2 separate regions of the Homo sapiens genome follow, and region 1 is linked to region 2. A link is an interaction called in ENCODE POLR2A ChIA-PET data of the cell type or tissue named here. Cell type or tissue: OCI-LY7. All regions are shown on one strand. Links, peaks and the distances in the headings refer to the core of each region. The heading gives the core; the rest is flanking DNA. Region 1 overlaps TGFBR2 (transforming growth factor beta receptor 2). Region 2 has its middle 130 kb from the start of STT3B.

What was found. Peaks named below come from ENCODE experiments on the same cell type or tissue, not always from the same donor. Only the 100,000 strongest peaks of a DNase experiment are listed, where the experiment ranks them.
Region 1: POLR2A ChIA-PET joins it to region 2 with 25 read pairs; 2 of 35 experiments call an interaction of 5 or more read pairs at or near these places.

Annotation. Positions count from the first base shown.
Region 1 is chr3:30,614,926-30,627,403 of GRCh38, reverse strand. The region is part of intron 1 of TGFBR2 (transforming growth factor beta receptor 2); the gene reads right to left. It also overlaps the pseudogene KLHL25P1. Among named protein-coding and RNA genes, the nearest start is that of TGFBR2, 15 kb to the right of the region's middle. In OCI-LY7, for the core only: no CTCF peak of the experiment used is centred there; no DNase peak of the experiment used is centred there; H3K4me3 peaks cover 810 bases; H3K27ac peaks cover 1,819 bases.
Region 2 is chr3:31,397,758-31,410,235 of GRCh38, reverse strand. No RefSeq gene overlaps it. Among named protein-coding and RNA genes, the nearest start is that of STT3B, 130 kb to the left of the region's middle. In OCI-LY7, for the core only: no CTCF peak of the experiment used is centred there; no DNase peak of the experiment used is centred there.

The sequences.
Region 1 (12,478 bases), core at 4,898-7,397, 780 kb after region 2:
TAGATGTAATAAAATACATGCCACTGAGACTCAGCTCAATTGAAACTTGAGTTTCTTCAGAATTCCAAACGATGGTGCATCTCTTTCTGAAACCTGAAGTGGGGACTTGTCAGGAAAATGTCTATGAGGGAGGCCTAGGAAAAAGAAGGCATTTTCCAAAATTAATAAATTTATTTCCTTGTTTTTTGTCACACCTTATTCCAGAGGTGTCTCTAGGCTACTGTGTGCGGAACGAGGTCTGGACAGAACCTAATGATAAATTGGGGGATACTGAAAGTCCTGGCACTCTAAGGAGCTTCCCCACACATCTTTAGATTTTTATTTCCCATGTGGGAAAAAAAGAAAGGGATTTCCTATCTTCCCATCACAAACTCCTGGCTTTGCAGTGGTTTTATTACGTCATTCCCCTACTTACAATCTGCCAGTGACTCAGAGAATTTAGCCCAAACTGGCACTTAAGGCTCCCATAATCTGATTACCTTTCTGCTGAATAACTCCTTTTATCAGAAACCCTTTGACCTGATAATTGCTGGCTTTCCTACCACCAAAATTTCTACCTCCCTACCAGATCTATCAGGTGGATTTTAAGGTCAAGAAGAGCATGCCCAAGGCAGCCTGCTCAGCCCCTGGAAGGAGTTCAGTGCCTTCACTGTTGGCTGTGAGGTTTACGTGATGGAGGGAAGAGACTCCAAGAATGGTGTCTGAAAGGATGCCTGGTGTCTGATGCTGCCCCTCAGGAGTGGTCCAAGGTGGTTCAAATACTGCCTGCTTTGGCCATGGCTGACAGAGCTGAAGAACTGCCTCTATATGGTGTGTGGACACACACCCCAGGCAGCCACTTGCCGGCTTCCCTCTGTTTCCTTGAAGGAAGTGGAGTAGCATGGCCCTGGGGCTAACAAGTGAACAATAGTGCCTGCCTTAAATCATACCCAGCCTTTCAGACCCAGGTCAAGTGTTTTCTCTTTTGGAAAATCATCCATTCCCCCCACTACCAGCCCCACCAAGAGTACTCTGCCTCCTCCGGTTTTGGTTTTTAACCATCTTTACTGTGAGGTATGCTTTTAGATAGGCCTGTATTTGCTCTGTTCTGCAGATGAGTTTCCAAAACCTTCTAAAACCTTGCTCATATTTGTTATGCTGGATTTAAAGTCAACAGATGGGAGTTTTCAACCCAGTAAATGGAATTTCTTTGCTGTGGGAAATCAAGTACTTTGACCTCTCTGGTGAAATTCTTCATTTGTAACCTCACTGGGTTAGGCTAGATTAGTGTTTCTCAACATGGTTCCACATCGGAATCATCTGGGGATCTTTTAAAACAATAATGATGCCAAAGTCCTACCCCAGGGCAATGAGTCAGAACTTCTAGGTGCTTGGCTCAGGCTTTGGAATTCTTTTAGAAGTTCGCAGGTGATCCTAACGTGCAGCCAGGGTTAGAAAAATAAACTGAGTTCAGGAAGGGACTTATGCTACATGGACTGGAGAATTCAATAGGAAAAAATGTAGTAGTTAGAGATGGGGCATGGTAGTACTGGACAGAGGCAGTCAGGCCCATAGGTGTTGCTTCTCATCTTTGCCTTGAGCTGTAACTAGAAAAACTGCAAACTGCATTATAACCAGAACATTATTATATACATATACATGTACAATCAAGCCCAACCCAATTAATTTTCTCATATGACTCAAACTCTAGTACCATTTGGAGATGAGGCAGGAATCATAAACATAATTGGCTGCAGGGCATTTAGTTGCCATTGTATAAATTCTTCCTGAAAAATAATTTTAGATTAATTTTTAAGTGTGGATTTTACAATTTCCTATCTTTTTAAAGGGTGGGAATCCTTTGCCAATTCCCAAGAGGACAATAAGCTTAAAGGAAGATAATGTCTGAAAGATCTGAGGACCAAGTTTCCTGAGAAAGCTGTATTTCTAAAGTTTTGACCCTACAAGGCAACATTAAAAGTAAGTTCAAGGAAACAAATGTGAGAAAGCATATCTCCCTTTAGATAACCTAGCAAAGAAGTTAAGAAGGGAAATAGTTCCTTAGATCAGAATTAACAGTTGTGGATAGCCTTCCCTTCAGAAAATTGCAATGCTAAACAGACGTTACACAAGCAATATATCCCTGCAACTTAATTTCTCTTCCTAGGATCTTTAATATTTTTCTTTTTTTATTCCATTAAACAAATATATATTGAGCATCACCTATCCACCAGATCTGAAGAAACACTATTTTTAATATGTTCAAAATTTGAGTCTTTTCTTGATACAATAACATCTGCCTTAACAGGAATCAGTATGTAAAAATTACAGTTTTTAAAGAATTATATAAAAGGTATTATTCCAGAAGACTTGCTATGGAATCCCTTTTAAAAAGGGCGTTCAGAAAAAGGTAACACTGAAATTTATTACAGTTTGAAGAAAATCACTCCAATTATAAATCCATGAACCCAGTCATTGTTTAATGAAGCTCATCTTTGCTGGAAAATCCCCACTGAGAACAAAGCATCACAATGATCCACACAGTCCTAATCAAGCCCACTGGAAAAATCACCCTGAAGAACACTGGTGGAAAACAGAAAGAAGTCCACACCACAGTGTGAGAGCTAATTTAATGTGTTCTTCAAGAAAAATTAAATAAAACAATATGACTCAATTTTTCTTTTATGTTGCAAGAAAAATAACATTTATATAAAGCTAGTAGTAGAAAAGCAGAAGTATAGCTTAGCTTTCTATGATGGCAAGTGAAATAGTTTCTGCTAATCAAAGTGATTCTTTTTTTTTTTTCCTTTGAGACGGAGTCTTGCTCTGTCGCCAGGCTGGAGTGCAGTGGCACGATCTCAGCTCACTGCAACCTCCGCCTCCCAGGTTCAAGTGATTCCCTTGCCTCAGCCTCCCGAATAGCTGGGACTAGAGGCACGTGCCACCACGCCCAGTTAATTTTTGTATTTTTAGTAGAGACGGGGTTTCACCATGTTGGCCAGGATGGTCTCAATCTCTTAACCTCGTGATCTGCCCTCCTCGGCCTCCCAAAGATCCGGGATTACAGGTGTGAGCCACCGTGCCTGGCCATCAAAGTGATTCTTAGCCATTTTCTTTGAAAATGTCAGTCATAGAGGTAGGCTCTGTTGCTCTTCAATGTATACCTTCTTTTATATAAAAGCAATTTGACTAAATATTAGATGTCTGTGTGAGTCGTGTTCTGCTACTCAAAACACTTCTTGTTCTGTTCTTCTCTATATTTTGTTTATTTGTTTGTTTTTTGAGATGGAATCTTGGTCTGTTGCCCAGGCTGGAGTGCAATGGCATGATCTCGGCTCACTGCAACCTCCACCTCCTGGGTTCAAGCGATTCTCCTGCCTCAGCCTCCCGAGTAGCTGTGATTACAGGCGCCCGCCACCATGCCCAGCTAATTTTTGTATTTTTTAGTAGAGATAGGGTTTCACCATGTTGGTCAGGCTGGTCTTGAACTCTTGACCTCAGGTGATCCACCTACCTTGGCCTCACAAAGTGCTGGGATTACAGGCATGAGCCACAGCGCCCAACCTCTTCTCTGTATGTTTATTCAGACATTCATGTTTAAGAATTTCTGAGAAAGGAAGCCAAAGATAATAATACCTGACCTCTATGTCTATATGATGAAGAAGTGCACTTCCTATGTAAAGATGCCCGTATTCCTGATTAGGTTAAGCAACTTGAAGTTCTAGTGAGGGGCAAAACTACAGGACTGCAGAAACTGGCATAGCCTTTTACACATGGCAGCATTTGTCTACTGATAATGGTGACACAACCTCCAAGAGGGCAGACCACACGGTGTATTAAAGAGAAGCTGTCCCCATAAGAAAAGGGGAAAAGTAAAATGACTCATTACATAGTTTGAAATCTCTTATGATGGGTGGACAAAACCCTCAAAGAAGAAATTCTCCAGTCTTAAATTGGGCTTTTAATGTTCGAGGCAAGAACAAGTCTCCTGATGAGTACACTGCCATCGCCTCTTTAACAATTTAGCTATGAAAATATGAAAATACGAGGAGACTATAGATTTTTATCTTAGATTTACTTACAAATTAAGCAGTGAGGGAGCATGACTAAAAATAGAAAAATGATGAAAAGATTAATTAATGATACTTTACTATGTCTCAGTGGATGGGCAGTCCTATTACAGCTGGGGCAGATGATTTCATCTTTCTGGGCCTCCATTTCCACATCTGTAAAACAGGATAATTATATCCATCTCAGAGAGCTGTTTTTAAAATTACAGATGACAGGAAAGTGAAACTGTTTTGAAAATAATGAAGCTTTCTATTACTGTGAGATTATTAAAAGATTATTATAACTAGACATGGTCAATATGTTTTCTTCAAAGTTATCAGACTAGACATTTTTCCCTCTGGTGATCTTTCACCCATATGTCTCAATCATACTGAAATTATTCAAATCACTTCTTTTTTCTGTTTTCCTGGTACTAGTTTCTCTTTTTCTTTTTCTTTTTCCTTTCTCTTTTTTTTTTTTTTTTTTTTTTTTTTTGAGACAAAGTCTCGCTCTGTTGCCCAGGCTGGAGTGCAGTGGTGCGATATCGGATCACTGCAACCACTGTCTCCTGGGTTCAAGTGATTCTCCTGGCTCAGCTTCCTGAGTAGCTGGGATTATAGGCGTGTCCCACCACTCCTAGCTAATTTTTGTATTTTTAGTAAAGACAGGGTTTCACCATGTTGGTCAGGCTGGTCTCAAACTCCTGACCTCGTGATCCGCCTGCCTCGGCCTCCCAAAGTGCTGGGATTACAGGCCTGAGCCATTGCACTGGCTGGTACTAGTTTTCTATCTGCCTGAAGAAGTACGCAAATGACTATTTTCATGACTTTTTTTTTTGCCTTTAATATTATTTAACAGCTATTTTAACAATGAAAGACATTTTACATATTCTCAAAAGGTATGTACCAAAGAAGGGTGTGGGCAGAAATGTTCACAAAATCAGGACCTTTCATTGCATCTTGGTGACCACCAATAAAGTACACAGAAACCCATAGTGAACTGAGGTCTAAGTGGCTGCTATCAACCAACACAATCTTGAACTGCTGAGTCTGATCATTTCATTTTCTTAAAACTTCAGGACAGTTCAATTTAGAGAGCACAAGAGTGAAGTTAGCCTCCCTGGTCATCTAAAGCAACATGGGAAGGTAATTTAAGAAAAGTGACACCATATCAATCACTTTCCCAAGCTTTTCAGGGGCTCACTCCAAAGACTTTCTTGATGATAAATTTTATTAAAGTGCTGATCATAATCAAAACAGTACATTGTATCAGAGGTCAAGCATTGTTTTTCACTTCCCTTCCCAGAACTTATTAAAGATGTACCTCTGAAGAAAGACATAAGGAAGAACAAAATTGTTTTGACTCACAGAAAATGGCTTACACAGACATCTAATACTTAGTCAAGTTGCTTATATATATGAAATAAGTTATACCTTGGGAGTAACAAAGCCAATAGGCTTGGCTCATAGGGGGCTAACTACGGCTGCAGCAGTTATTCAAGAAGTTAACATATTCTCTCCTGTCCCCTGAAGACACCACAGGCATCTCAGTAATAAACTGATAACAACCAATACTCAAGAGTTTGTGAAAATGCTTTGTAAAGTGCTGAATAATGTAAGTGATTATCTACTTACCACAAACGTCCTCACCAACATCATCATTAAAATCTTGAAAGATAAGTGCTTTTCAGTAGTTTTGAGAGTGAACCAATGACATGCTAAATTAAAAGCATTATATTTCAACCATTTCCAATAAGTGCCACAGAATATTAAGACTTAAGAATATTAAAATTCTGGTCAGGTGCAGTGGCCCATGCCTGTAATCCCAGCACTTTGGGAAGCCGAGGAGGGTGGATTGCCTGAGGTCAGAAGTTCAAGAGCAGCATGGCCAACATGGCAAAACCCTGTCTCTACTAAAAATACAAAAATTAGCCAGGTGTGGTAGTGGGCACCTACAATCCCAGCTACTCGGGAGGCTGAGGCAGGAGAATAACTTGAACCCAGGAGGCAGAGGTTGCAGTGAGCTGAGGTCGTGCCATTGTACTCCAGCCTGGGTGAGAAGAACAAAACTCTGTCTCAAAAAAAAAAAAAAAAAAAGAATATTAAAATTCTTATTTCATCTCCTTTTCCTCTATAGATAGAGCAGGTAGGGCACTACCAGTCCAAATCTATGTAATGTGATGTCAGTGGTAGCTCCAGAATTCCCATAGAGGAGTGGCTACATGGGTGATGATCTGGCTGAAAGGGAGGCAGGCAACACAGCTGGAAGCTGTGCTTGCACAAGAGAACACTACTTGTGGTACCTAGACTGCATGTTTATTCAGGATGGATGGGGACTATGGTGGACGAGAAGGCTGAAGGCCAAATTCAAGACCATCCTTAGAAACCCACTCCTATTAAGCACCCAGGTAAGAAAGGCCTCATATTTAAGTCTCCTTAGCATGTATCATTTTAACAGGGCTTTCCAAAAAGTACAACCAGGGGTCACCTTTGCAATATGGGATTATTTACCCTCAGGTAGGTAGAAGAGTATCTTCAGGCACTCTTCATTGCACCAAGACCCCTTCAGCCATCCCTATTCCAGCAATCCCAATGACTGAAATCATCTATGACTCATAAAGAGAAAAGGCAGGAGTGACAAAAAATTGTCCTGCGTGAGATGGTGTGATTTACTTTATGACTTTGCCTGGTCTCTATAGTCATAATGCATTGAGCCTTCTGCAAAAGATTCACACATGAGAGAATAAATGAATCAAAGGCAGAGCCAGTGATGGATGGAAAATTAACCTTAACACCCACACACCACAGCTCCCCAAAATTCACAGAAACTAAAGACTGCAGACAGAGCAAGTCTCCACTGTAAAGAACAATTTACACAAAGCAGATCATACGAGATTTTCCATAAGCCTATGGTTCTGTCAAACAATACTACAGGTGGCTTTAAGCCATTGACATTTACACTTGGTGGTGAAAAGCCATCTGGGAGAAAAAAAAATAGCACTCCCCGCCTTGGATCTAAAAGCAAGTTTCCTCGGCCTTTAAAAGCAATGAATTCCAAACAGCAACAAACAAAACACATAAACAGAATTAGTGAGAATCTGTGCTAAGAGCTATGGCAAAATCAGACAGAAGTTTCTCCCTCAAAGAGTTTTCATTCTAGTAAGAGTTTTGTTTTGTTTTGTTTGTTTTGAGACAGAGTCTCACTCTGTCGCCTAGGCTGGAGTGCAGTGGCGCGATCTCGGCTCACTGCAAACTCCGCCTCCCAGGTTCACGCCATTCTCCTGCCTCAGCCTCCCGAGTAGCTGGGACTACAGGCACCCGCCACCACGCCCAGCTAATTTTTTGTACTTTTAGTAGAGACAGGGTTTCATCGTGTTAGCGAGGATGGTCTCGATCTCCTGACTTCGTGATCCGCCCGCCTCGGCCTCCCAAAGTGCTGGGATTACAGGCATAAGCCACCACGCCTGGCTAGTAAAATAGTTTAAAACACACAGAGACAGCACAGGTAGCTTGGCAAACAAGGTCATATGAATGAGAATGCAAGGCTTGTCGGAGAGGCTATGGGCAGGAAAAGGAATCACAGTGGGATGGATAATCAAGGAAGGCCCACTAGAAAAAGTAACATTTAGACCAGGCGTTATTTCAAAGGGTGGAGCCGTTGTAGGGCACAAATAGAGAATGGTAAAACTTGGGGGGAGGTGGTGGAGAATGGTCACAAGCTAGGAAATTTGTAAGCAAAAAGGATGTGTGAGGCAGCTGGGTTCAAGTGGAACCAGGGCATGAGGGATGTGAAGGGTGGAATAGATGATGGGCAAGAGGTTTGGCTTCATCTGTGCACGTAGTCATCAAACTGGTCCTGTGTCCCATCAGCACAAGGCACTCTCTTAGGAGCCAAGGGACACTGAGGCAGCCCCCATGCTCAAAGAGAAAGGGAAGGCCATGTGATGATCTAGGATTCATAAAATCCATGGAAGGCTTTCTAACAGAGGCCAGCTATTCAAAATGCCATCTGGGGGGAGATTTAACTGAGGGCAATGCCTGTGTTATTGACAGAGAAAGAACAAAGGGTGTCCATAAGCAGAGACCAATTAGGTGATTTTTACAGATGACAAATATAAGAGTTCAGGTTTGTGTTACGGTAGCATAATTCAAGGGCAAAAATAAAACCAAATGGTTATAGATTTTGCGTAACTTTTCTGATGGATAACTTAAGATTTGATGCAACAGGAATCACCATGAGATATGAGTTGCAATGGAAAGTTTTTATGTTTTTTTTTCTTGCCAAGTATAGTTCAGATGTCAAAGGCAAAGAAAAAAAAGTCAGAAAATAAAATTATTTGGAAACATCAGAAACTGCTTGTAAGGACTGGTTATTGTGGCTACTGTTAATTAAGAGCATTAATAACTGACAGGGACCCATAATTCTGGAAGACAAAAGTAACTAAGTCACAAAAAGCTGCCTTATGATATTAAAATAAAGGAGCAAATCAATGAAAAAGCCTACAGTGGCACTCTCAGAAAAGTCTAAAACAAATGTTGAGCAATTCAAGAGAAATTTATTGGGTCTTCACTGAGCATCAGACAAATAAGTTCCTCAAGACAAAAGAGGATTAAAAAATGTTGAAGAGTAAAACCACTTCCTGAAAACCTGTCATCGAATCATTAATTTATTGGGTACCTACTTTGTATAGAGCAGAGTGCTACCTATTTTAAGAAATGCTGTGGTATAATAGCTCCAGAATGAATTAGGGCCTACATATGTCAAGGCAATCTGTGAGTAAATGCCTAATGAGGTAAACATGATTAATGCAGTGAGTTCGATATAGAAATGGGTCCTTGGGGCCGGACACGATGGCTCGTGCCTGTAATCCCAGCACTTTGGGAGGCCGAGGCGGGCGGATCACGAGGTCAGGAGTTTGAGACCAGCCTGACCAACATGGTGAAACCGTGTCTCTACTAAAAATACAACAACAACAAAATTAGTCAAGTGTGTTGGTGCACACCTGTAATCCCAGCTACTCAGGAGGCTGAAGCAGGAGAATCGCTTGAACCCAGGAGGCAGAGGTTGCAGCGAGCCGAGATTGCGCCACTGTACACCAGCCTGGGCAACAGAGCGAGATTCCATCTCAAAAAAAAAAAAAAAACAAGAAAGAAAAAAGAAATGGGTCCTTGGGTTCTACAGTTCACCATGGTCAAGGGATGGACAATCAGTGGACAAAAGACTCATGAAGGATGACTGGGGAAACAGACTGGTTAAAAACTGACTCATTTAGTTGACTTGCTACCAGTGCCTTCTGTCTTCTGCTAGCTTTAGTTAAAACGGCTTAGGAAGAGTCAAAAGACTCTCATAAAACTAAGCCAACTCTTCCTTGAATTCTCCTCTTCTTTATTGACAGAAACAAGCCTGATGTGATCCACTAAAACCACTGCAGATCATTTGGCTACTCTTTGGAACATGCTTTAATGCTATTACAGCAGTGTTTTTCAAACTGCTATGTGTACAGGAATCACCTGGGGACCTTGTGAAAGTGTACATTCTGTTGCAGTAGGTCTGGGGAGAGGACCCACAATCCTCATTTCCAATAAATTCTCAGTGATGCCAGACCTCCTGTAAGCGGCAAGGTATTAGAACATCTTCAGTTGCTGTTATCAGAAGATGATAGGAAACCATCATTTTCGGGGTCAGAATGCTGGAGCTCAAGCTTTGGGCCTTGATGCATATAATAACTCATAAAATGTAATATTCAGGAAGGAATGAGGCTCCTAAAGAAGTGAGAAAGTAGAATGAACAAAGGCCTAAGAGAATAGAAATGTATTCTAACAATATAAATTATAAAAATAAAAGTAAGAGTGCCCAGGGGTATTGAGATTGTTAGATTATTTTATAATGATATAACTTAAGGGATTCCAAAATAATGAACATAAAATGTTATTATTAGATTTTTTTCCTTTTCACATACTTGAAGGACAAATTATATCATATTGTCTTTTTTTCTTCCCCAATACTATGAGCGTTAGAGAATGAGACGCAAATCCGATATGTAGTAACAAGGTAGTCACTCACAGCAAAAGTTGAAAGATTCCTAGTCTACGCTAACAAGTGTCTGCAAACTCTACAGAAATGCAATTAGAGGTTGCGGCAGCTACTCCCCTGCCTAAAACAGCAGTCTGAAAACTGCCAATCTGTTGCAAATTCTGTCTTTTCTGAGAATATTTTAAGAAAAGTGGTAGAGAAATATTTGAAAGGCAACAGAACACTAATTATATCTAGACAAGTTTCCTTTTTTTTTTTTCCCAAAAAATATGAAAGTTCCTTTAGGCTTTACATCTCCTAGGCATAGCAAAGCATTTCATAACTTTCTACCTTAGGAAAAATTTTCACAGACATTTTAACCAATTCAGAGGAAGGGGAGAATGAAAATACCATAATTAACCAAAGAGGAATAATATTACCACCAAAACCAAGTAAGCCTTTTATTTAGGAAGGAGTGAGCTCTAGCTGAAGTAAACATGCTATTTAGTCAGGATGTATGCTCAGACACCTGTAGTCGGAAATTTTCAAAATAGCTATGGTTTTTTTTCTTCTCTTTTTTTAATAGTAGTCATCTCCAATGAACACCAGTGGAAGTCTGTGGTATTTCTCAGTTCTGACCTGTCATGACTTTTGTTAGTTTTCTATTTTGATTAGCTAAAGATTTTCTAACTCAACTTCAATGATTTATTCTACTAACAAAATAGTACAGGGATAACAAAGAATGAAATGTTTCAGAAGAGAAAATACTGGAAATCTTATTTAGTCCAATTCTTGTCACTGTATAGAAGGAAAATGAGCCCCAGTGGGAAGAAAGACAGCCTGGTCACCCAGACACCTAGATTCCTGGTACAACATACCTTAGTCTTTACCAGCTGTCTCCTAGGTAGAGTCCTTCTAATCTCAAACTAAGGGTCAGAGCTAGGTTATCTTTCATCCAAGATGAAGGTTTGTGATAATTACATCTTTGCAACTTCTTTTCTACTTGGCATGGGGCTCTAAAGTAGGAAAATGATGAAGGGTTTAGCTAAACCTGGAGGAAAAATATTTTGGTTTTGTGAAATAACAATGCAGATTTCAGTCTCTGTTTGCAATGGGGGGAAGGAGGAAGAGGCATTTTTTAACATTTATTTTCTAAACCAACAAACAAATCCTACCATTAGTCAAAGACTCAGGTCTTTGGAATCTGAAGCTTGTAAATTTCAGGGGCACTCTTTAAGAAGAAGAATACAAAATTAAGAATAAAGTGAATATAAAATTAAGAATAAAGTGAATATTTATTTAGAATTAAAATGGCATACAGGCCGGGTGCAGTGGCTTACACCTGTAATCCTAACACTTTGGGAGGCAGAGGTGGACAGGTTCCTCTGAGCCCCAGTGTTCAAGACCAGACTTGGTACATAGTAAGACACCATCTCTACAAAAATTAAAAAACAACAAAAAACAAAAAACTGGCCGGTCTTGGTGGTGCATGCCTTTAGTCCGAGCTACTCTAGAGGACTGCTTGAACCTAGGACTCCAAGGCTGCAGTGAGTTATGATTATGCAACTGCTTTCCAGACTGAGTGACAGAATGAGATCTCATCTCTGGAAAAAAAATTTTAAATAGTATCATACAAACAACAAATTTTTAAAAGCTATAAATACTACAAATATGAAGTGTTTAAAAAACAAATATTTTTATTAACTGATTGCCATACCTCTGAAATAATTCTCCTATATTTTTTGGTTGCACACTCTTTGATCATCTCTTCCAATAACATTTTGCAATATTCTCTATTGAGAGAATAGAAAAATAATTCAGTCTTCCCTTTAGAAATGTAGATCAGAATTTGTAATTTATTCTTGAATAATTTGGAAAAGTTCCTTTCAGCTTCATAATTCATTACAGGTAATGTCATATAAATTTTTTGGATTGACTTCAAATTTGGAAAACTTTTATCAGGTTTCTTTTATATGTGAGCTGTAAGATTCAGGGCACTGCAAGATTTCGTAGTATTTGACTTGATGACACTTGTTAACCACATTGCCAGGGCCTCTCCTAGAGCCAGGAGATGGACCTATACCAGGGTATAGGTAGCCTTGAAGGTTAAGTTCAAGCACTTCACAGTAAATCCACCTGAGCCTGGCATTTATATCCTCAACATATTTGATGCATCTGTGAAGTCTCCCAGTCCTTTCAAATAAAGTGCCTGTTTTACTCAGAATACCTAAACTTCCTGATGGCATAATTGTTCCATGATTCAGCCAAGACTGTATCACTTGAGGTATACACTTCATTTTTCCATTGAGATCACAAGACAGGCATGATGTTTGACTACCTGGTGTATAAACCGAGTGTTATTTTATTACACTAAGAAAATGCAATGGGATAATATATGAAGAATGCTAAAACACTAGAAAAATGTTGGATATTATTA
Region 2 (12,478 bases), core at 5,815-8,314:
GGAACTCAGAAGCCAATTACAGAAATATTAGTTTGGGAATGACTAAAGACTTTGAAATGAGAACTCTAAATATATGGGACAGAGGGTCACGAAACTCCATTGCCTGCTTCTCAGGAAGTCTACTACGGGCAGTTCTTAGTGCCTAGTGTTGCCTTTCCTGGTCCCATGCGACTCTGCTGACTCAGCCACACTGCTTGGACCTGTGATTGGTAACTTAGACAAAGGCTTGAGATTCACCTACCCTGCCTTCTTTTCTTCTCTGCGGGCTTCCCTGTAATTAACTTCCATTACCCGAGGCTCTATCTTTCACACCAATGAAGTCTGAAATGAGCCGGAGTAACAGTTAAGTTCTTAACAATTTGAAGAAAACTATGTCATTTAAAACATCTGCATATTAAGGCCAACACAGACATATACAACACTTGAATAAATTTTAAAGGTAAACATTGAGGCTTCAATATTTTTTCAGATTTGCTAAACAATGAAAAAGGCTATGGCTCCATACAGCGAAAACGAGTCAGCAGTAAAAAGAATTGAGTACTGGTATCTGCTACAATATGGATAAGCCTCAAAAAGATTACACTAAGGGAAAAAAGCCACATGAAAAAAGACCACATATTGTACGATTCCAATTATATAAAATGTTCAAAGTAGGCAAATCTACTGAGACAGAAACAGATTAGTGGTTGCTTGGGGCAGGTGGTGAAAATGGAGATTAACTGTAAACAGGCATGAGGGATCATATTGGGATGATGGAAATGTTCTAAAACTGGATTATGGTGATGGTTGTACAACTCAGTAAATTTATTAAAAATCGTTGAGTTGTAAATTTAACAGGTGAATATGACAGTCTGAAAACTACACCTCAGCAAAGTTGTTTATGAAAAATAGGTAAGGAAGAGAGAGAGAAAAAATATTATGGCTTCCAGAGCCTCTGGAGGTATATAGGTTCAGCTGTTAGGAGGATTTGGTGGGAAAGTTTTAAAAGCATAATTGTAAAGTAACTTGGAGGTGCCTAGTCCGTGCAACCTAAAAGAACCTAACTAAGCACTATTGTTACCAGCGATGAATCCGCATCTGTACGGGTCTGCAGCAACCTCACTTTTTGCCTCTTCAGAGGAAAGAATTCAAGTGAGGGGCATAAGGCCGAAGGAGAGACCGAGGCAAGTTTTAGAACAGGAGTGAAAGCTTATTAGAAAGCTTTAGAGCGGAACAAAAGGAAGATAATTATACTTGGAAGAGGGCTAAGTAGGTGACTTGAAAGACAAGTGTGTGGTGTGACCTTTTGACCTGAGGTTTTATACTTGGCATATTTCCAGGGTCTTGTGGGCCTTGTCCCCTGATTCTGCCCTTGGGGTGGACTGCTACTAAGGATGATATGAGGATAAAGTGCTTAGGAATAGTCCTTGCACACAGTGGGTGCCCAAGACAGTTGTCACTATTACTATTATTGTTCTAATGCTGGACATCAACCTCTTTTCTTTGTTTCTTTTGATATTCTGCTTGCTGGGTAACCTTTGCTCTGTCTTGGTTTAATATTAGAGTATCTTATTTCTTTTTTTCTCTCATTTTAGTAGTAAAGCATTTGTTCATTAAAGTTCACAGAAAGTTGTTAGAGTTTGTGTACGTGCTTTCAAAAGGGTCACTCTAAGTACCCACTTTTTGCTTAAGAGGTTTGCTTCCCTCCTATGTCATCTGCAACATGCCTGGCCCTAAATAATTCCTTACCCAAAAAAGACTTTTCTCTGGGTGGAGTTCAGACTCTTCCGGTCCCTCTATCTGAACTAAGCCTTCTGTCCTGTTTGTGTTTTCTGGGCTGTGGAGTAAGGAGGAGTTTTTTTTTTTTTTTTTTTTTTTTTAGCTGTTCCCCGTTTTTAGGAAGAATCATTTCCTGATTGGGGTTTGGGCTGAAAATGGAATTTTCCCTGGGTTGGGTAGAAAATTCCAGAATCCAGGACTATTTCTCAAGACAAATCCCCAGCTCCACCTCCACCACACTACCTATAACAGTTGGAGGAAACTCTTAATGGTAAGAAGCTGATGGAGTCAAATGTCCCCAACTCCACCTCCCCCACCACACGTATAACAGTTCAGAGGATATTCTTGCTTAATATAATTCCACTTTTAATATTGTTTCATATGCAAGTGCATTTTTATAAAGATGCCCATAATTTTGCCTTGACTGAATTGTTCTTCCAAGCTATATCTTGCACACGCCTCCAAGCTACATAAAGAGTTCATTACTAAATAATTTTCCTTTCTATAAGATATTCAGATAAACTGTATTGTATACTCTTTGAGGTGTGCGTGTGTGTGTTTTATTCAAAAGTACCCACAGGAGGGTAGAACGCTACAAGGAACAAATGAAGACATATTTCCACTTCATGCTGGTGGCCAGAATTGGAGGAAATCCAAACTTGGAAAAGAAAATCCTGGGCCGTGCTGCTGAAATCTCTGTGGCATTATTTTAGATTCCAAAAAGATTAACTCATGATTTAGTAAAAGTACTGCTAGGGGATATTTAAAAAAATCAATTTCATTGAGGTACTTGTTATTAATATATTATTAAATGCACTCATTCTATGTGTACAATTCAGGAAACTTGACAAAGATGTGCACTCATGTAATCACCACCACAATCAAGATATAGAACATTATTCTCTTTGCTGGGGGGATTCTTAATCCTAATAAAGTCCTCTAGTAGAAGAAGGGCAAGACTGTGAGGAATTAAGTTCTTTTAAAGGGGAGAAAGGGCCCATATTCTGAAGGACTAATGGTGGTGGGTTTTATTGCCTAGAAGAGGATGTGGCACTATTTGACCATGAGAGAAAAAAGTAAGCCAGGAACTGGAGTTTTCCATGAGAGGACCCCAAGTGAAAGCTTTCCTTTTTTTTTTTTAAATTTTACTCGAAGTCATGTTTATTATTCTGTGTTAAGTGTCACCAATCTTTTACAATGTCACAGACTGTAGGTCAGTGGCAGATGTCTAAATACAGGGCAGCAAAAGAAATACCACCGTCTCTGCATCACCCTTTGGCTGAGGCCAGCAAGGCAGAGGCTGTACCCTCTTCAGGATGAACAAGAGCCTTGCAGTTCTAGTGACAAGGCTTAAAGAAATGATGGCTCAAGATGGAGCTGGGAATGCTAGACAGGGAACATGTGATGGAAAAAGGCAGCTGCAGTTTGGACTAACTCAGAAGCAAATGTGCAGTGCATATAGACAGAGATAATCCTTAAAATAGGGTTGTCAGATTTAGCAAATAAAAATACAGAATCCCATTAAATTTGAATTTCAGATAAGCAATAAATAATTTTTAGTATAAGTAGGTCTCATGCATTATTTGGGATGTACTAAAAACTTTTGCTGTTTATCTGAAATTGAAATTTAACTGACATCTTTTATTTTATTTGGCAATCTTACAAGAAAGACCAACAACTGGATTACAATGTTGATACTGAATCAAAAGGATCAAAAGTAAAATAAGAAACATAAGAATACACATCTTAGGGAGGTTTGAATAAAGAGTGATGTGTGTGTGTGTGTGTGTGTGTGTGTGTACAAAAATGATCAAAGAGAATCAAAACTGAAAGGACAATATATATACTTTTTGACCTGAGCCTAAAGTAAGCTTGATATCTTATTTATTTGATTTGAATTTTTGCTTTCTGGAGAACTGAGTATGTTTTTGATGTTTAGTTTTGAACTGGCTTATAATCTTTTAAAAAATTGGTGCTAAAACATTTATTACATCAAAAGTGACCTTCTCTTTCACCTTTCTTCATCCTTTACTTTCAGTCTCCAGAAATAACCCATTTCAATTCTTTTTAGAAATTACATCTAATATGTACCTCCACATTTCAAATAATAATCTTATGATTTTTTTATGTTATTTTTTATATTCCCTGCAAGATAGTTGAGAAATTCACTGCTGTATACACTTCTCTGATCCTTCTGTCTCCACCTCCCCTCTCCACCATCTACCCAATCTATCACAATTTTGGTTTCAAGGAGCTGGTGTTTACATCGTTTCAAACTACAAATGCCATTCACTGCTGAGATAAGTAGTATATTATGGTCACATCTGAATACAATTTTGGTTGTTCTTGGAGTTAATAGTTACCTCTGTTTCATGAAGGAGATATTTTTCTTGGGGAGTGCTACATGTCTTGAAAGGTCTTATATTTGTGCTGGTCAGCTTTTGCAGAGAAGAATCCAGCCTCCATAATGGCGTGGGATGAAGGGGAAATAAGTTGCCTTGCTACTGTCATTTTGGGGCAGGTGGAAGAAGGAGGCTAAAGTTCCTACAGTTAAGAATGCGGATTTTTACTTAATTGCTGTGTTTTCAGTCCACTTGTAACTCTATCCCTTTGCTGTCTCCTCTTCTGCTCTGTTTGTCCTTTTGAGTTAACACATTTAAAAAATTCCTTTACTGGAATTTCACGGGGTTTGGCAAGGAAAGGGAGAAAACCATGGAGGATAATACATCTCAGCCAACTACTTTTCACAAACAATCTTTATCAGTCATGGGCCCTGAAATTCCAGCTAAATAGACTGTGCTGACTTCAAGGACTGGAGTGTTATTACTCTCCTTTCCAACTAGACTCTGAGCTGAGTACTATCTTGCTCTGTATAGGACTTGCACTTACTGAGTTTAGTTTCTAATTCTTGTACTTAGGTCATCCCTTGCTTCTTGTGGGCTCATTTTAATGGATGGAAAGAAATAGGCCAACCTGGAAACAGCTCAAAATGTAGGTGCTGGGAAGCGGGATGATGAAAGGCATGAACATGATTAAATGTTCAAATTCCTGTTGAGTGCTAAATAGAGATTCTTTGACATTGGGTCCTTTAATCAAGATTAAAAAAATTTTTGCTGAAGTGAACATGTACCTTAGTTATTAGGAAGTAGGATAGCATTTGAAATGCAATTGTGGAAGCTGTGAAATATATCCAAGAGTCCACAAAGCAGCCACATGTCTATTATTACCCATAATGAACTCCAATATAAAGAATTTGGTTGAAATCCTTTGGATATCTGTGATTTCTAAATCTATTTATGACAGCTAATGACATTCCTTGGTTATTGTTAAGAATATTCCTAGTCCTCCACTGTGGGAAGAGAGATTCTTAAGGATGCCTTGATGTATAATTAGGTGGGAATGCAGTCCTATTTCTCTTCGAAGGTTTTGAGGATAATCCTCTAGCTTGCTAACTGACCTTATTTGAAAGCTATTATGCTCATGGAAATCAGTGGAGCTTTTGTGATCTCATGTGAGTATGGAAAAAGCAATAAGTGGGAAAATATTCCATTAGATTTTATTTTTGGTATGCCTGATTAGGTGAAAAAAATAGTAACATTTACTGAGTGGCTACCATATGCTAGGCATTGTGTTAAGAGTTTTAAAGGCATTATTGTTATTTAAATCATTGGAATAATCCTATAAGGTAGACACTATGATTATATACGTTTTATAGATAAGAAAACTGGGATCATGGAGATGGTAAGTGGTGACACCATATTTTGAAGCTAGGTATTTCAGTTAGGATGTATAGTGGATAATAGCAGTGGTCTACCAGACCCTCTAGATCTGATTTTACCTGTGTGTGTGTGCATGTGTGTCTGTGTGCATACACTTCATTGTGCTTTTGCTTCCAACAGTTACCACCTCCAGTATTTTTGTGTGTGTGTGTTTTTTTTTTTTTTTTTTTTTTTGAGAATTGTACCCAGGACATTGGAACTCACTTTTCCTGGGACGGCCTTTAGTCAATGACTCTCAAGTGTGAGACCATGAAAGCCAGCTTTCTCACCTCAAATTGGGACAACCTGGAGATGTTGAGTTAAATATCTTTGCTTTGGAGTGTTCCCTCTATGGTTGCAGCCCTACCTGTGGGACTCTGCCTGAGATTTCTCCCTTCCCTAGTTTCCACACGTTTTCTAACTTACTTCCCCATCCTCCCTTACTGCTTTTTTGAGGGGCACACTTCATTAATAAATTACTTATACAGGAATCCTTATTTTGGGGTAGGCTCCTAGGAAACTTGATGTAGAACAGAATAATTTTTTTTTTTTATAACAAAACAAGATGTGAGAATTCCCCCATTCACCAGCTGCTACACAATGAGGCTGGGATAGAATAGACATATAGGAAAACAGACTCAATGCTCACTATCCTAACTCTGACTTGGGACAACCATACTACGCATACCCTTAGACATTCAAGCATATTGACCTTGGTCTTTAAGATTGCACATGACCTGGATTCAGCTTGTTGCTCCAACTCCATCTCCTATCGTTCCCCTCCTCACTTCCCCAGCACATGACCTTCCTTTAGTTCCTTGAACACACCAAACTCATTACTGCCTCAGGGGCTTTGTACTTATTCTTCCCTTTCTTATCATTTAGGTCTCAGTTCAAATGACACTGTCTTAGAAAATCTCACTTGACCTCTATCTAAAGTTACATCTAACTCTCATATCATTTAAAAATCACAATATTCTATTTTCTTCCTAGCATTTATTGTCACATGAAATTACCTTATTCATTTGTTTATTTGCTTATTGTCTGTTCTCCTGCATTAAAATGTTACTTGCCTGAGGTCAGGGACTTGGTCTGTGTTGGTCACAGCTATATTTCCAGTGCTTCTTAGTTGAGTGCCTGTCTCATATTGTCATCAATACACATGTGCATGATCATGAATATATTGCCTACATGGAAAGGGCAAAGAAAGATCCTTTTCCTTCTATGCGGTCTGCACTCTCTCTTCTCCATTATGTTGTTTGCCAAGAATATCAGATGAATAGAAATGGAAATAGAAATCTATGATCTCTCTGGAGCACCTAGCAAGGAGTGACATGTTATAGGATACAGACAACCCAGATGGCCATCTGGTGTGTTAATGATGTTTGATTTGTGTTCAAAGCAAGTTTATGTTGCCCTTTCCGAGGCTTGGTTCTACAATTTCTGACTCAAAATTTTTCTGCTGACCTGGGAACCTCTTCTTCTTCTTCCTTTCCCCTAACGGTATTAAAAAAAAAAATGACTCCATTGCTCTGTAGAGCATAAAGACTAACTCCCATTCCCTATATCCTCACTCTATCCCTAGCCCTGTCTCAGGAGAGGTTTTAATATTTTAATACTCAAGTAGATATTTTGGTTTGAAAGTGACAAATCTCCACTTGGACACTTGAACTGCCTAAATGGACAAATGACTGGTTCTTGATCATAGTTCATTATGCCACTTGCATCAAGAGTGCTTGGGCACATAACCATGTGTGGAAAAAGGAAAAATACTGACTGCTAACCCCCTGCTTCATTAATGCTTTTTAAAATGAACTGGGCATAGTGGTTCACGCTCGTAAACCCAGCACTTTGGGAGGCCAAGGCGGATGGATCACTTGAGGTCTGATGTTTGAGACCAGACTGGGCAACATGGTGAAACCTCATCTCTACAAAAAATAGAAAAAATTAGTCAGGTGTGGTTGCATGTGCCTGTAGTCCCAGCTACTCAGGAGGCTGAGGTGGGAGGACCACCTGAACCTGAGGAAGTTGAGGCTTCAGTGAGCTGTGATTGAACCACTGCACTCCTGCCTGGGTGACAGAGTGAGACTCTGTCTTAAAGAAAAGGGGAAAAAAAAAAGAGAGAGAGAAACAACAAACTTAAAACAATTATTGGCTTGGACCTGCAGGACTCTGTGCACATGCATCTGGCATTTCACAATAACCAGTTACTTTCTTTCTACTTGTCAATATCATTGTTTCACTGCTGGTGTGTTTATGTCACCAGATCCTTTCTTCTGGGGACTTTGAAAAGGGCTAACTTGAAGCTTGGATAGTCATAGGTCAATTAGGTTACAGAATAATTTAAAGAAGGGGCCAAGTTATAAGACCTTGACTGCAAATAGAGAGGAAGGAAAGAGGAAGTGGAGTAATAAACACTGGTAATCCAAATCAAGTTGTCAAGCCAACGATGGGACCACAAGGAAACAGAGCTTGTTGTTTAGCTAAGACCGGAACATGGCAAGAAAGGAAGGAGAGCCCCACTTGTCTAAATCAAGATAAATAAAACAGCAATAAAAGGAAATGTATATTTGAGGACTTTGAAAAATGGGTGGCTACTCCTGTTCAACATAGTGTTGGAAATCCTAGCCAGAGCAATCAGGCAAGAGAAACAAATAAAGGGCATCCAAATAGGAAGAGAAGTCAAACTATCCCTGTTTTCAGACAACATGGTCCTATATCTAGAAAACCCTATAGTGTCAGCTCAAAACCTCCTTCAGCTGATAAACAACTTAAGCAAAATTTCAGGATACAGAATCAATGTAAAAAAATTAGCATTCCTATACACCAACAATAGCCAAGCTGAGAGCCAAATCAGGAAGGCAATCCTATTCAAAATCGCCACAATAAGAATAAAATACCTAGGAATATAGCCAGCCAGGAAAGTGAAAGAGCTCCACAATGAGAATTACAAAACATTGCTCAAAGAAATCAGAGAAGACACAAATAAATGGAAAAACATCCCATGCTCACAGAGAGGAAGAATAATATCATTAAGATGGCCATACTGCCCAAAACAGTTTATGGATTCAATGCAATTCCTATCAAACTACCAAGAACATTCTTCACAGAACTAGAAAAAACTATTTTAAAATTCATATGGAACTGAAAAAGAGCCTGAATAGCCAAGGTAATCCTAAGCAAAAAGAACAAAACTAGAGACATCACAATACCTTACTTCAAACTATATGAGAGGGCTACAGTAACCAAAACAGCATGGTACTGGTAGAAAAACAGGCAAATAGACAAATGAAACAGAATAGATAGCCCAGAAATAAGGTCACACACCTATGACCATTTGATCTTCAACAAAGCTGTCAGAAACAATCAACGGGGAAAGGATTCTCTATTCAATAAATGGTGCTGTGATAACTGCTAGCCATATGCAGAAGATTGAAACTGGACCCCTTTCTTACACCATATACAAAAATCAACTCAAGATAGATTAAAGACTTAAGTGTAAAACCCAAAACTACCAAACCCCCGGAAGACAACCTAGGCAATACCATTCTGGACACAAGAACAGGCAAAGATTTCATGACAAAGACATCAAAAGCAATTGCAACAAAAGCAAAAATTGACAATTTGGATCTAATTAAACTTAAGAGCTTCTGTATAGCAAAAGAAACTAGCAACAGAGTAAACAAAAAATCTGCGGAATGGGAGAATATGTTTGCAAACTATGCATATGACAAAGGTCTAAAATCCAGCATCTATAAGGAACTTAAACAAATTTATAAGCGAAAAACAAACAACCCCATTAAAAAGTGGGCAAAGGGCTGGGCATGGTGGCTCATGCCTGTAATCCCAGCACTTTGGGAGGCTGAGGCTTGTGGAGCACCTGAGGTCAGGAGTTTGAGACCAGACTGGTCAACATGGTGAAACCCTATCTCTACTAAAAATACAAAAAACAAAGTCGGTTGTGGTGGTGGGCACCTGTAATCCCATCTACCTGGGAGGCTGAGGTGGGAGAATCACTTGAACCTGGGAGGCAGAGGTTGCAGTGAGCTGAGACTGGCCATTGCACTCCAGCCTGGGCAACAAGAATGAAACTCCGTCTTAAAAAAAAAATGTGAGCAAAGGACATCACAGACACTTTTCAAAAGAAGACATACATGTGGCTAACAAGCATATGAATAAAAGTTCAACATCACTGATCATTAGAGATATGCAAATCAAAGCTACAATGAGATACCATCGCATACCAGTCAGAATAGCTATTATTAAAATGTCAAAAAATAACAGATGCTGAAAAGGTTGTGGAGAAAAGAGAACACTTATACGTTGTTGGTGGGGGTGTAAATTAGCTCAACCATTGTGGAAAGCAGGAAGGCAATTCCTCAAAGAGCTAAAAGCAGAACTACCATTCGACCCAGGAATCCCATTCCTGGGTATATACCCAGAGGAGTATAAATCATTCTACCATAAAGACACATGCATGTGAATATTCACTGCAGCACTAGTCACAATAGCAAAGACATGGAATCAACCTAAATGCTCATCAATGACAGATGGAATAAAGAAAATGTGGTACACAGACACCATGGAATACTACGCAGCCATAAAAAAGAATAAGCTCATGACTTTTACTGGAACACGGATGGAGCTGGAGGCTATTATCCTTAGCAAACTAACATAGGAACTGAAAACCAAATACTGCATGTTCTCACTTACAAATGGGAGCTAAATGATAAGAACTCACAAACACGAATAAGGGAACAACAGACACTGGGATCTGCTTGAGGGTGGAGGTTGGGAGGAAGGGCAGGAGCAGAAAAGGTAACTATTAAGCACTGGGCTTAATACCTAGGTGATGAAATAATCTGTACAACAAACCCCCATGACACAAGTTCACCTTTGTAACAAACCTTCACATGTACCCCTGAACCTGAAAGTTAAAAAAAAAAGAAAAGAAAAATGGATGGCACATCATGCTTTTCATTCATTGATTTATCTAATCGTAAATTCATTCATGCATCAGTTATTTTTTGAGCCTCTACCTTCTTTCACTTGGTCTAATGACCCTTGCCTCTGTGTTAAACAATCTGTATTTAGTTCATCTGCTTTCTTTAAAAGGTACAATTGTGCAATCTATAGAGTTTCTGTAACAGACAGTCTTCTTAGCCTTCTAACTTCCTTTTGCTGGTTTTTGATCTTTTCAATACTGGGGGAGTAGAAGTAGAAGTGATAGGGAGGAAAGAGAGGATGTGGAGAGTTTGTGGCTACAGTGTAGTTGGGGTGTGAATGGACTGTTATTGGACAGGATGATGGGGCAAGGGGAAGTGTCTCTGTTGATTAATTTTGGCAAGAACTCAGGTGAGCCTTGGACGAGGTAAGTTTATGTCCTATGGTCCAGAGAGCCTGTCTGTATACAGTTAGCAGCATATTCTCTTTGATTGGGAGGGCTGGCCAAAGGCAAGGTTGCTTTGAATCTTTAGTGCCTTTTGCTTAGTATTTCCTCCTGTTCTCCACCTGCTAGGTATACAATAGAATTGTATTTCTTGGACCTTATGTGGTTGCAAGGACCATATGACTAGTTTTGTCCAATGAGCTGAGAGGAAAAGTGACTTATATCTCTTCTAGGCTGAAGCATTTAATTGCAGGTGTGAAAACTTCCAGAACACTCTTTTTCTCTCCTCCATTGGCAACTGGAAACACTGGAATTGGCAGTTGCCCTGTTAGCCTGAATTCTGTGGTGAGAAGATCTGGGGAGCAGCACCTACCCCATCTGATCTGTGATAAACAGAGGATGTGAATAAATAGCTTTGTTGTAACTAGCTACTAAAATTTTGGGATTGTACCATTCAGGACATAGGCATAGGCAAAGACTTCATGACTAAAACACCAAAAGCAATTGCAACAAAAGCCAAAATTGACAAATGGGATCTAATTAAACTAAAGAGCTTCTGCACAGCAAAAGAAACTATCATTAGAGTGAACATGCAACCTACAGAAGGGGAGAAAATTTTTGCAATCTATCCATCTGACAAAGGTCTAATATCCAGAATCTACAAAAACAACCCCATCAAAAAGTGGGCGAAGGATATGAACAGAGACTTCTCAAAAGAAGACATTTATGTGGTGAACAAACATATGAATAAAAGCTCATCATCACTGGTCATTAGACAAATGCAAATCAAAACCACAATGAGATACCGTCTCAAGCCAGTTAGAATGGCGATCATTAAAAAGTCAGCAAACAACAAATGCTGGAGAGGATTTGGAGAAATAGAAATGCTTTTACACTGTTGGTGGGAGTGTAAATTAGTTCAACCATTGTGGAAGACAATGTGGCAATCCCTCAAAAATCTAGAACCAGAAATACCATTTGACCCAGCAATCCCATTACTGGGTATATACCCAAAGGATTATAAATCATGCACACGTATGTCTGTTGCAGCACTGTTCACAACAGCAAAGACTTGGGACCAACCCAAATGCCCATCAATGATAGACTGGATAAACAAAATGTGGCACATATACACCACGGAATACTATGCAGCCATAAGAAAGGATGAGTTCATGTCTTTTGCAGGGACATGGATGAAGCTGGAAACTATCGTTCTCAGCAAACTAACAAGGGAACAGAAAACCAAACGCTGCATGTTCTCACTTATAAGTGGGAGTTGAACAATGAGAACATATGGGCACAGGGAGGGGAACATCACATATCAGGGCCTGTCAGGGGTTGGGGGCCAAGGGGTGAGAGAACATTAGGACAAATACCTAATGCACGCAGGGCTTAAAACCTAGATGACGGGTTGACGGGTGCCACAAACCACCATGGCACATGCATACCTATGTAACAGTCCTGCACATTCTGCACCTGTATCCTAGAACTTAAAGTCTAATAATAATTTAAAAAATTGGGATTGTGTGTTACCAAGCAGTATCTAACCTTTGCATCTAACCTAACGTGGATA